Regions from separate parts of the Homo sapiens genome. Here region 1 is linked to region 2. The links are chromatin contacts, found by Hi-C or POLR2A ChIA-PET in ENCODE. All regions are on one chromosome and are shown on one strand. The core of a region is the stretch at or near the end of the contact, and the rest is flanking DNA. Distances in the headings are between cores, read along the strand shown.

The links. Hi-C counts contacts between places; a loop is a spot of excess contacts on that map. ChIA-PET counts read pairs that join two places held with the same protein, here RNA polymerase II (POLR2A). Pooled maps may share reads with other maps.
Region 1: a loop to region 2 is called in a pooled map, with 2.4 times the contacts of the local background. The contact joins two enhancer-like sites. A Hi-C loop is called at or near these places in 1 of 168 maps with a recorded cell type or tissue (CD8-positive, alpha-beta T cell) and 8 of 50 pooled maps. POLR2A ChIA-PET finds 5 or more read pairs at or near these places in 1 of 52 experiments (GM12878).

Annotation. Positions count from the first base shown.
Region 1 is chr7:129,007,626-129,012,859 of GRCh38, reverse strand. The region is part of intron 4 of TNPO3 (transportin 3); the gene reads left to right. Among named protein-coding and RNA genes, the nearest start is that of TNPO3, 45 kb to the left of the region's middle. Within about 2 kb of position 3,324, at least 3 of the 41 ENCODE cell types and tissues checked have a DNase peak (open chromatin) inside an H3K27ac peak, as active enhancers do; they include GM12878, where a contact is called at or near this core.
Region 2 is chr7:128,504,792-128,509,951 of GRCh38, reverse strand. It overlaps METTL2B (methyltransferase 2B, tRNA N3-cytidine), which reads right to left. Exons shown (of 9, transcript NM_018396.3): 9 at 3,350-5,160. Among named protein-coding and RNA genes, the nearest start is that of METTL2B, 31 kb to the right of the region's middle. RefSeq lists an enhancer at 3,087-3,176. Within about 2 kb of position 2,956, at least 5 of the 41 ENCODE cell types and tissues checked have a DNase peak (open chromatin) inside an H3K27ac peak, as active enhancers do; they include GM12878, where a contact is called at or near this core.

The DNA of each region.
Region 1 (5,234 bases), core at 2,075-4,574, 500 kb before region 2:
GTCCATTATTTTGGTCTACATCAGCATAATTGAGTATTTTTCAGAGACCATATGGCTTGCAAAGTGTAGACGGTTTATCTGGTTCTTTATAGAAAATGTTTACTGGTTCCTAAAGTAGATGCTAATAAATTGATTAGCCCATATCTCATTTTTAAGTCTTTATAGTCCAGCTTAATTTTCTCAATAATGTGGATACAGGTTGAATATCCCTTACTGAAAGGCTTGGGACCAGAAGGGTTTAGGGTAGGGTAAAAAAAGTAGTATTTAGGATTTCTGAGTTTTTAAAATTTTGGAATATTTGCATTATACTTTGTGGTTCAGCATTCCTAATCTGAAATGCTCCAGTGAGCATTCCCTTTGAGCGTTATGTTGGCACTCAAAAAGTTTTGGATTTTGGAGCATTTTGGAGTTTTGGATTAGGGATACTTAACCTGTAGTAAATTATTTTTCAGAGATGTGTTTCAGTATAGCAAGTTCATAGATCTTTTAGTTTGAAAAAAAATTAAAATTCTATTAAAAATTGTGTTCAGTTTTGTATTAGAAATTCATTGGAGGGCTGGGTGCAGTGGCTCACCCCTGTAATCCCAGCACTTTGGGAGGCTGAGGCGGGTGGATTACTTGAGGTCAGGAGTTTGAGACCAGCCTGGCCAACATAGTGAAACCCTGTCTGTACTAAAAATACAAAAATTAGCCAGGTATGGTGGTGCACTCCTGTAGTCCCAGCTAGTCGGGAGGCTGAGGCAGGAGAATCTCTTGAACCTGGGAGGCGGAGGTTGCAGTGAGCCAAGATTGCACCACTGCACTCCAGTCTGGGCAACAGAGGGAGACTCCATCTCAAAAAAAAAAAAAAAAAAAAGAAAGAAAAAGAAAAAAGAAATTCATTGAAAAATAATTCTTTTAAGTTAAATATATGTTTTTCACTTAGCCATTTATTTTAAAGAAATAGTTTTATGGAAAATTAGAAAATATGTACAGCAAATTTCACTCAAACCATCTGGAGATCATACAGTTAACCCTTTAATACATATCCTCTATGAACATATTTATGGATATATATACAGATTTTTTAAGCCCAAATGAAGTTATACTTTACTTATTCTTCTGCATCTTGCTTTTTCAGTCATCTGCTTACCTTTTCAAGTTAGTAAGTTTTCATATCATCTGATAAACCCAGACCATATTCACATTTCACCAGTTGGTCCTAAGATATTCTTTACAGGCTGGGCGTGGTGGCTCATGCCTGTAATCCCAGCACTTTGGGAGGCCAAGGCTGGCAGATCACAAGGTCAGGAGCTCGAGACCATCCTGGCCAACATGGTGAAACCCCGTCTCTACTAAAAACACAAAAATTAGCTGGGCGTGGTGGCATGCAGCTGTAGTCCCAGCTACTCGGGAGGCCAAGGCAGGAGAATTGCTTGAACCCGGGAGGCAGAGGTTGCAGTGGGCCGAGATGGCACCACTGCACTCCAGCCTGAGCGACAGAGTGAGACTCCATCTCAACAAAAAGAAAAAACAAAAAAAGATACTTTTTACAAAGAATATCCAATCTGTAACTATGCCTTGTATCAGGTTCTTAGTCACAGTCCCACATTCTGTTCCTTGTTTAAAATAACATGACTTGTTGAAGAGATTGTACCAGTCATTTTATAGAATTATCTTACCTTTATGATTTTCTGATTGCCTCTCCTTCGTTTCCTTTAGCATGTTTTTCTTTTCTCTGTATTTCCTCTAATTGGAAGTTGTATCTAAAACAGCCCTTCTCAGTAGGGGTTCCTCAAGAGAATTAAGCCTAAAGCTATTCGTTATATGTAATGAATTCTTTCCTCTACATTAATAATGGTTCTAGCTATATACCGCCCTTAGGATAATTAAGAAGATGGGCACTCAGATAATTTTCTGAAGGGCTTAATTCTATACAATTTTTTTTTTTTGTAGATATAGAGCTTCTCTATGGTCTCAAACCTGGTCTCAAGTGATCCTCTCTCCTTGGCCTCCCTTAATGATGAGATTACAAACGTGAACCACCACACCCAACCTATAGGATATAATTCTTTCCTAGAATCCTGATTGAGAAAAACTGAGAGGCTTAGAGGATTAGTTTTTTAAAGTTAAATATTTTGGGCTAGAATATATCATAGGTACTTGATGCTATGTCTTAGTATATATACAGCGTTCAGTTGACCTTCTATTAGTGATGCTAGGGTTGACCACTGGATTAAGATGAAAGTCTGTTCCTTCCATTTTTAAAGTTCACTTTCCTCCTTTGTAATATAATGTAGTTTGTGTGATGGTAGCTTGTTAGTTTATGAATGTTCAATTCCCTATCAGACTTTAGCCTAATTGTTTTACATTCCAGTAGATAATCCCTACCTTAATCAATAATTTCATTATGGGCCAGGCAATGTGGTTTATGCTTATAATTCCAGCACGTTGGAAGGCTGAGGTGGGACGGTTGCTTGATGTCAGGCATTCAAGACCAGCCTGGGCAACATAGCAAGAGCCTGTCTCAAAAAAAAAATAATACATTAACCAAGCATGTTGGCATGCACCTGTAGTCCCAGCTACTCAAGAGGCTGAGGCAGGAAGGATCACTTGACCCCAGGAGTTCAAGGTGGCAGTGAGCCACGATTGTGCCAGTGCACTCCAGTCTGGGCAACAGAACAAGACTGTCTCTAAAAATAATAATAATTTCATCATGGGTTGCAAAATGATATTTGACTATTTCTGTTATTTCTTGTACATATAAGTTGGCATTCTTATGAGCTCCTACTAGAAAGGTAGGATAAATCTTAATTCTTTTCAAAATGAGGATTTATTTTAAAGCTGCCTTGAATTTTTTTTTTTCTGGCTTTGTCTTTTTGAAGTATGATGGACTCATGTTCATTTAGGTCCAACCAGGTGTCTCCTTTCCAAGTTTCAGAATCCCATTCTTTACCAGTCAGTTTCCTAACTTTCACATGAGAAGTGTGGAGGGACTGTAAATTCACCTGTTGTTTGTAATTCAGCAAGTCACACAACTAAGTTTGGTATACGAGTTTCAGCAGTACTAACTTTGTAGCTACAAAAAGTAAGAGCTGCTTTTAGACTGGGCGTGAAAGCTGTGGTGCTCAGACTGTGGCCTGAGGTGAGAGTTAATGGACTTGAATTTGTCATTTTCTTTTTGTAAGCACTTGTGAATTTAAAATAATCCCATCCACATGTATTTTGTGTCATGGTTACTGCCACAGCAGTCAACTACAGCAGCCACTTGGGCATTCAAGGCACGTGCCTGACTTAGCACATCATGACAATCAATCACAGGTGATATTTTGAGGAACTGTGATGCAGTCTGAAAAATATATTTCCTGTGGTGCTTAAAAATGTCTCTAATTTTGTCATGTAGCTTGTCATGTTATAGAACCCAGGGGATGAAATTAGTCCAAAATGGCCAAGAAAAAAATAGGCATGTGGCTGTAATGCCAGGTTCCAAACCCCTCTTAAGACCTTTTCTCATTTAGTTTCCTGCACACTCTCCTTTAATGATTACATTCTGTCCTATTTCTTGTTAGTATTATACTTTTGTGGTCTGTCCTAATGGACCCATTCCTAAACATGGTGTTGAACTTTTTGAAGTTTTAAACGTGTTTCTGCTTGCTCTCATAGCTAAACTGAACCTGTGCTTCTAACATTTTTGTCTCTTCACTTTCTATTTTGTTAATCTAAGATCTCAATTCTTATTTATCCCTGCTATCTTTTTACTGGTGAGCTCTTCTGGACTCTGTGGCATTTATCTTGAAGCTTTTGAGGACTTTAAGAGGCAGATTTTTAACATAGCATAGCTCTCAAAGAGGAACAGAAGATAACTGTTAGTTCTGATGTTTTAGAATGTATGTTTGATTTAATTTGCAGAATTTCATCTTTTCAAAGAGATTAGTTTTAGAAACAGGTTTTTTTCAGAATTTGGTCTTTCAGTTTGAGTCAATAGTTAGAATGTACAAGCAAATCCTTCCACTTGTACACATCATGTCTTATTAAAATTGAAATATCATTCAGGAAGTCTAAAGGCCAAGTGATTATGTAATGAGTTTATATCAACAGCATCAAAGATTCAATTGAGAGTTTGAGACAGGTTGAGGGGGAGAGAGAATGAGTATCAGCTCTTAAAGAGAAATCTCTCAGTGGCTCCAGTTCATGTTAAGGGAACTTAGTTACTCCGTTCATTTTGCTACTTTCAGCCTTGAACCGTATTAAATTAAGTGCTCCTGTGCATTTATTAGTTTACGTATTACATATTTAAATATATTGCATATATTAGTGTCATAGTCTTTTCTAAAAATTCTGGCCATTTTAGTGCCTGGCATCCCTGAATATTTTCTTTCTGAGTTTCAGGGGAACAAAGAAAGTCTTGAGTAAAAAATATCTAGAAGAACTTAATGGGGCCAGAACCATATTTGTGACATTTTCTTATCTCATCTAGTGTGTTTTCTGGTGACTTTTAAAGTGTTGTTTTATTTTTTAATTTTTTTGTAGAGACAGGGTCTTAACTTTGTTGCTCAGATTAGTCTAGAACTCCTGGGCTCAAGCGATCCTCCCACCTCAGCCTCCCAAAGTGCTGGGATTACAGGTGTGAGCCACTGCACGCAGGCTCTGATGACTTTTTACAAATACTTTCCCCTCTAAAGCAAGGGCTCTTAGTTCTTTCCTTTCCTGCCATTCTTCCTTCTTTTTTTTTTAGACAGAGTCTTGCTCTGTCGCCCAGGCTGGAGTACCATGGCGCAATCTCAGCTCACTGCAACCTCTGCATCCCAGATTCAAGCAGTTCTCCTGCCCCAGCCTCCTGAGTAGCTGGGATTACAGGTGCGTGCCACCACACCTGGCTAATTTTTGTATTTTTAGTAGAGACGGGGTTTCACCATGTTGGTTAGGCTGGTCTCAAACTCCTGACCTTGTGATCCACCCACCTCAGCCTCTCAAAGTGCTGGGATTACAGCCGTGAGCCACCACACCCGGCCCCTGCCATTCTTCCTTCTATAAATACTTGGATATTTACTCTGTGCCTCTTGTGGCTTTAGATAGTGACAGATGTCTCAGAAGTCTATATCCTAGACATAAACTTATGTGTATACTCATAGTTACGTGGTTAATTTCTCTGCAAGTTAGCTGCAACTCCACCTTTTTCCAACAAGCATATATAATGCAATATGCACAATAAATGAAAATGAGCGGAAGTGAGTCTGCATTTAGTTAGCAATCAA
Region 2 (5,160 bases), core at 1,707-4,206:
ATATGCCTGCTTTGGCCTCCAAAGTGCTGGGATTACAGGTGTGAGCCACTGCGCCTGGCCAAAAATATAATGTAAAAGGATTCCATAATGGTCTACTCGGATATCAATATTTGGGAAGATGAAATAAACCAGCTGAAGTCTAGGAAATCATGCTCTTACGGATGCCTTTTTGGGGATTCTGCCTGCCATTGTGGGAACTGGCTGCCTAGACACACACACACGCACATGCTGCACACCCATTTTACAGAGACATCAAACCTCAGGAGCTTGGTTACAGCTGCCTCCCACAAGTGCACTAAGGAGCAGAGAAGTGGTCCTTAAAGAGGCTGCAGGAGTGAGGGCAACCGGGCAACCACACACCTCCCAGCGTGGGGTCCAGGAGGCGCCCTGTGCCCTTCTACTGTTGTTTTTTGTTTAAGCCACCTTGAGCTGTTGATAGTTGCAACCTTGTATGATTTTGTTTTTAAGTTAAATACAAACTGTGTATCCGGGGTGTCTGTGCAGTGGTAGGGGGCAGTGGGCAGGGTAGGAAGAAGCTATTCAGGCATTCAGTCCCCACTTACTGGGCACTGACCATGGGCCAGGGGCTTTGGTAGTCTGCTGTGTTTAGAATACAACGGTCCCCCAAGAAATTCACAATTTATTTATTTATTTATTTATTTGAGATGGAGTCTCACTCTTGTCACTCAGACTGGAACACAATGGCTTGATCTCGGCTCACTGTAACCTCCACCTTCCAGGTTGAAGCTGTTCTCCTGCCTCAGTCTCCCGAGTAGCTGGGATTACAGATGCGCGTCACTATGCCCAGCTAATTTTTGTATTTTCAGTAGAGATGGGGTTTCACCATGGTGTCCAGGCTGGTCTTGAACTCCTGACCTCAGGTGATCTGCCTGCTTTGGACCCCCAAAGTACTGGGATTACAGGTGTGACCCACCGTGCCTGGCCTTTTTTATTATTTTTTGAGGCAGAGTTTTGCTCTTGTCACTCAGGCTGGAGTGCAATGGCAGGATCTCAGCTCATTGTAACCTCCGCCTCCCGGGTTCAAGTGATTCTCTTGCCCCAGCTTCCCAAGTAGCTGGGATTACAGGCACTCACCATCACACCTGGCTAATTTTCAGTAGAGACAGGGTTTCACCATGTTGGCCAGGCTGGTCTCGAATTCCTGACCTCAAGGTATCCACCTGTCTTGGCCTCCAAAGGGATTACAGGCATGAGCCACCGCACCGTGTCAGAAACTCATAATTTAATGAGCTCGATTGAATGTCGGCCTTAATCGCCCACAAAAATTGAGGGGTAATCAGAAGCAAGGCTGAAGAGGGTGACAGGGGCTTGTCAGTAGCAGGGCTCTTCAGGGCCCTCGCCATTCTGCTCACCCTTGGAGGGTTTCTCAAGTGTGCCACTGCTGATAAATGTTCCTCCCTCCCTCCTTTCCTTCTTTTTTTTTTTCTTTCCTTCTTCCCTTTCTCTCTCTTTTTTTTTTGAAGGAGTCTCATTCTGTCACCCAGGCTGAAGTGCAGTGGCGTGATCTTGGCTCACTGAAACCTCAGCCTCCTGGGTTCAAGCGATTCTCCTGCCTCGGCTCCCCCAGTAGCTGGGATTACAGGCATGGGTCACCACACTCGGCTACTTTTCTTTTTCTTTCTTACCTTTCCTTCGTTCTCTCTCCCTCTCTCCTTCCTTCTTTCCTTTCTATCTCTCTCTCTTTTCTTTTCTTTTTTGAGACAGAGTCTTGCTGTGTCACCCAGCAGTGGTGTGATCACAGCTCACTGAAGCCTTGAACTTCTGGGCTCAAGCGATCCTCTCACCTCAGCCACCTGAGTAGCTAGGACTACACACAGGCACCACCACGCCTGGCTAATTTTTTATTTTTTTGTATGAACAGGATGCTGCTATGTTACCCAGGCTGGTGTTGAACTCCTGGACTCAAGCGATCCTCCCATCTTGGCCTCCCAAAGTGCTGGGATTACAGGTGTGAGCCATCACACCTGGCTATAACATTAAATTTTAATGGCAAAATCCAAATTCAGAGAATGGAAGTAGAGAATGAATGAATGAAGGCAGTGTGAGGCTCATCTGTGGGTAAAGATGCCAAGCTTGAGGCTGGAGTCAAGGCTACGGTGTCTCAGGGTCCCCAGTGGGGTATTAAATCGGACTGTGGTGATTTGTCCTGAAACCTGGTCATGGAGTGTGTTTCACTGGCTACAGAGACAATGTCCAACCTTGAGCCAAGACACTTATTTAAATAAAATGAAGCAGTCATGATGCAATGTTTCAGTGTTTTCACCTGGGAAATTCACCATGAGCACTTCTTCTACCTCTTAACCAGGGTTCCCAAATCACAACCTGTAGACCAAATTAGGAAGCACGCACAAATCTGCAATGCATCAACGCAGCCAGGCTCTGAAAATAGCAGCTGCAGCCACAAACCAAAGAACAGGCCTTTGTGAACAGACTGAAAGAAACTGCTTGTCCTGAGCTCATCTTTTAAGCCACAGACAGAACTCCTTACTCCTACTAAAGTATGTATTTAAGCAAAGATAGGAATCAATTACATCCAAGTAGGATGGCTTAGCACGTTAGATTTTCCCTTTCTCACTAAGTTTCCAAGGCCTAATTTTCCAACCAGAACCCAAGAGAATATGAACTTATATGAAAAGAAGTGGCCGACCCATTGTACATAGGTTTGATAGCATTAACAGAGGCCAGGCTCTACATGAATCCTGCAAGACCGGGAGATGAATCCCTTTCACAGTGCAAAACCCACTTTCAGGGTGATCGCTGCCTTCAGGAACATGGTTTCACTCCAATAGCTCCAGTGCATCTGTCTCAAACTGTCTCTCATTTTTCAAACAACATTGAATTTATCTCCTCACCCTAATTAACACTACTTAGGAAGGTAAATCAGTTTCAGAAACACTTCTCTGTTAGATTCACATTGAAACCACACAACTTCCTGAGCAGCTTCACACCTGGAGCCACCTTCCAGCCCCACATAGCACCTTTCTTTTTTTTTTTTTTTTTTTTTTGAGATGGAGTCTTGCTCTGTCACCCAGGCTGGAGGGCAATCTCTGCTCACTGCAACCTCCGCCTCCCGGGTTCAAGCAATTCTTCTACCTCAGCCTCCCCAGTAGCTGGGATTACAGGCTCCCACCACCATGCCTGGCTAAATTTTTTTTATTTTTAGTAGAGATGGGTTCTGCCATGTTGGCCAGGCTGGTCTCAAACTCCTGACCTCAGGTGATCCGCCTGCCACAGCCTCCCAAAGTGCTGGGATTACAAGCGTGAGCCACCACGCCCGACCCACCATTCTTGCATTAAGCATATTAAGAGATACCATTCAGAGCCAGACTGATAGTTGAGACAGTATTTATTTTTTAAGTGGCACTGAGGTCATATACTTTAATCCCTCCCAACACATGTAACAGTCCTCTGCCCATCATTAGCGATTCTGAGGATGAAACGTTATGCAAAGTCCCTTACAGAGTCAAATTTGGCCTGAGAGATAAAAAGTCGAGCTTAGCAGATGGCAGGGAATAAAAGGGAGCAGGGGCAGGAGAAGGCTCGTCTTTTTAATCTAAGCCAAAGCCCAAACCAGGTGCCAGAAAGATAAAATAAAAACTGTGCCTATAGTTTTGCAATGCTTTAGGGATGCTGAAGGACAGTCTTTAGAGAATCATTTAAATTAATGTATCTATTCTTCATTTCAAAAGATAAATGAAATACCATCCCAGTGATTCAGTTTTTTCCAGTTTTAAGTAAATACGGTAATGGAAAAGATGGGAGCTCTCTTCCTCCCTTCATTCTTTGCTCCCACCTCTGAAAACCCATTAAGTGGGGCCAGTCACGGTGGCTCATCCCAGCACTTTGGGAGGCCGAGGTGGGAGGATTGCTTGAGCTCAGGAGCTCAAGACCAGCCTGGGACACATGGTGAAACCCTGTCTCTACAAAAAATACAAAAATTAGGCTTGGTGGCACATGCCTGTAGTCCCATCTACTTGGGAGGCTGGGGTGGGAGAATCACTTGAGCATGGGAGGTCGAGGCTGCAGTAAGCAGTAAGCAGTGATCGTGCTGCTGCACTCCAGCCTGGGTGAGCCTGTCTCAAAAACAACAACAAATAACCCCACAAGAAACTCAAATACCCATGGGTCCATATTGAGACAAGTAAATCAGATATGAGAAAGCTTTTCTGTACAAAATACCAACCAATCAGTGTAGAAGGAATGGAAGGATCAGAAACCACTATTTGGCAACTATCATAGTTATTCAGACAAAAAACAGCAATAGATACTGAAACTAGGGGGTAGAAGTTTGATGAGGAACAGGATATTTAGTCTCAAAGCACTTCCCTACAAAATACTTATTAACTTTACAGTGGCAGAACCTGGCAGACAACACAACTAAGTGACATCACCAATAATGGGGAAATTCATAATCATGTGTCGCCTGATACGATCCTATGGGAGGAACACAGCATCACCTCTGAATATTCCTGCCCAAAATGCAGAGCCTGAACCAAATCATGAAGAAACACCAACAAACCCAATTCGAGTTTACACAATAGCCTCTTACCTTAAAATGCAAAGGTGCAAAAGCAAGCCTAAACTGTAGACTGAAGGAGACTGAGACACAACTAATAAATTCAATACAATTATTTATTTTTTACATTTTTTTTGTTTTTTTATTTTGAGACGGAGTCTCACTGTTGCCCAGGCTGGAGTGCAATGGTGCGATCTCGGCTCACTGCAACCTCCGCCTCCCAGGTTCAAATGATTCTCTAGACTCAGCCTCCCAGATAGCTGGGATTACAGGCGCCCACCACCATGCCCAGCTAATTTTTTTTTTTTTTTTTTTTTGAGACGGAGTTTCACTCTTGTTGCCCAGGCTGGAGTGCAATGGCGCCATCTCGGCTCACTGCAACCTCTGCCTCCCAGATTCAAGTGATTCTCCTGCCTCAGCCTTCCAAGTAGATGGGGTTACAGGCATGCGCCATCACACCTGGCTATTTTGTATTTTTAGTAGAGACGGGGTTTCTCCATGTTGGTCAGGCTGGTCTCGAACTCCCGACCTCAGGTGATCCACCTGCCTCGGTCTCTCAAAGTGCTGGGATTACAGGTGTGAGCCACCATGCCTGGTCTGTATTGTTAGCAGAGATGGGGTTT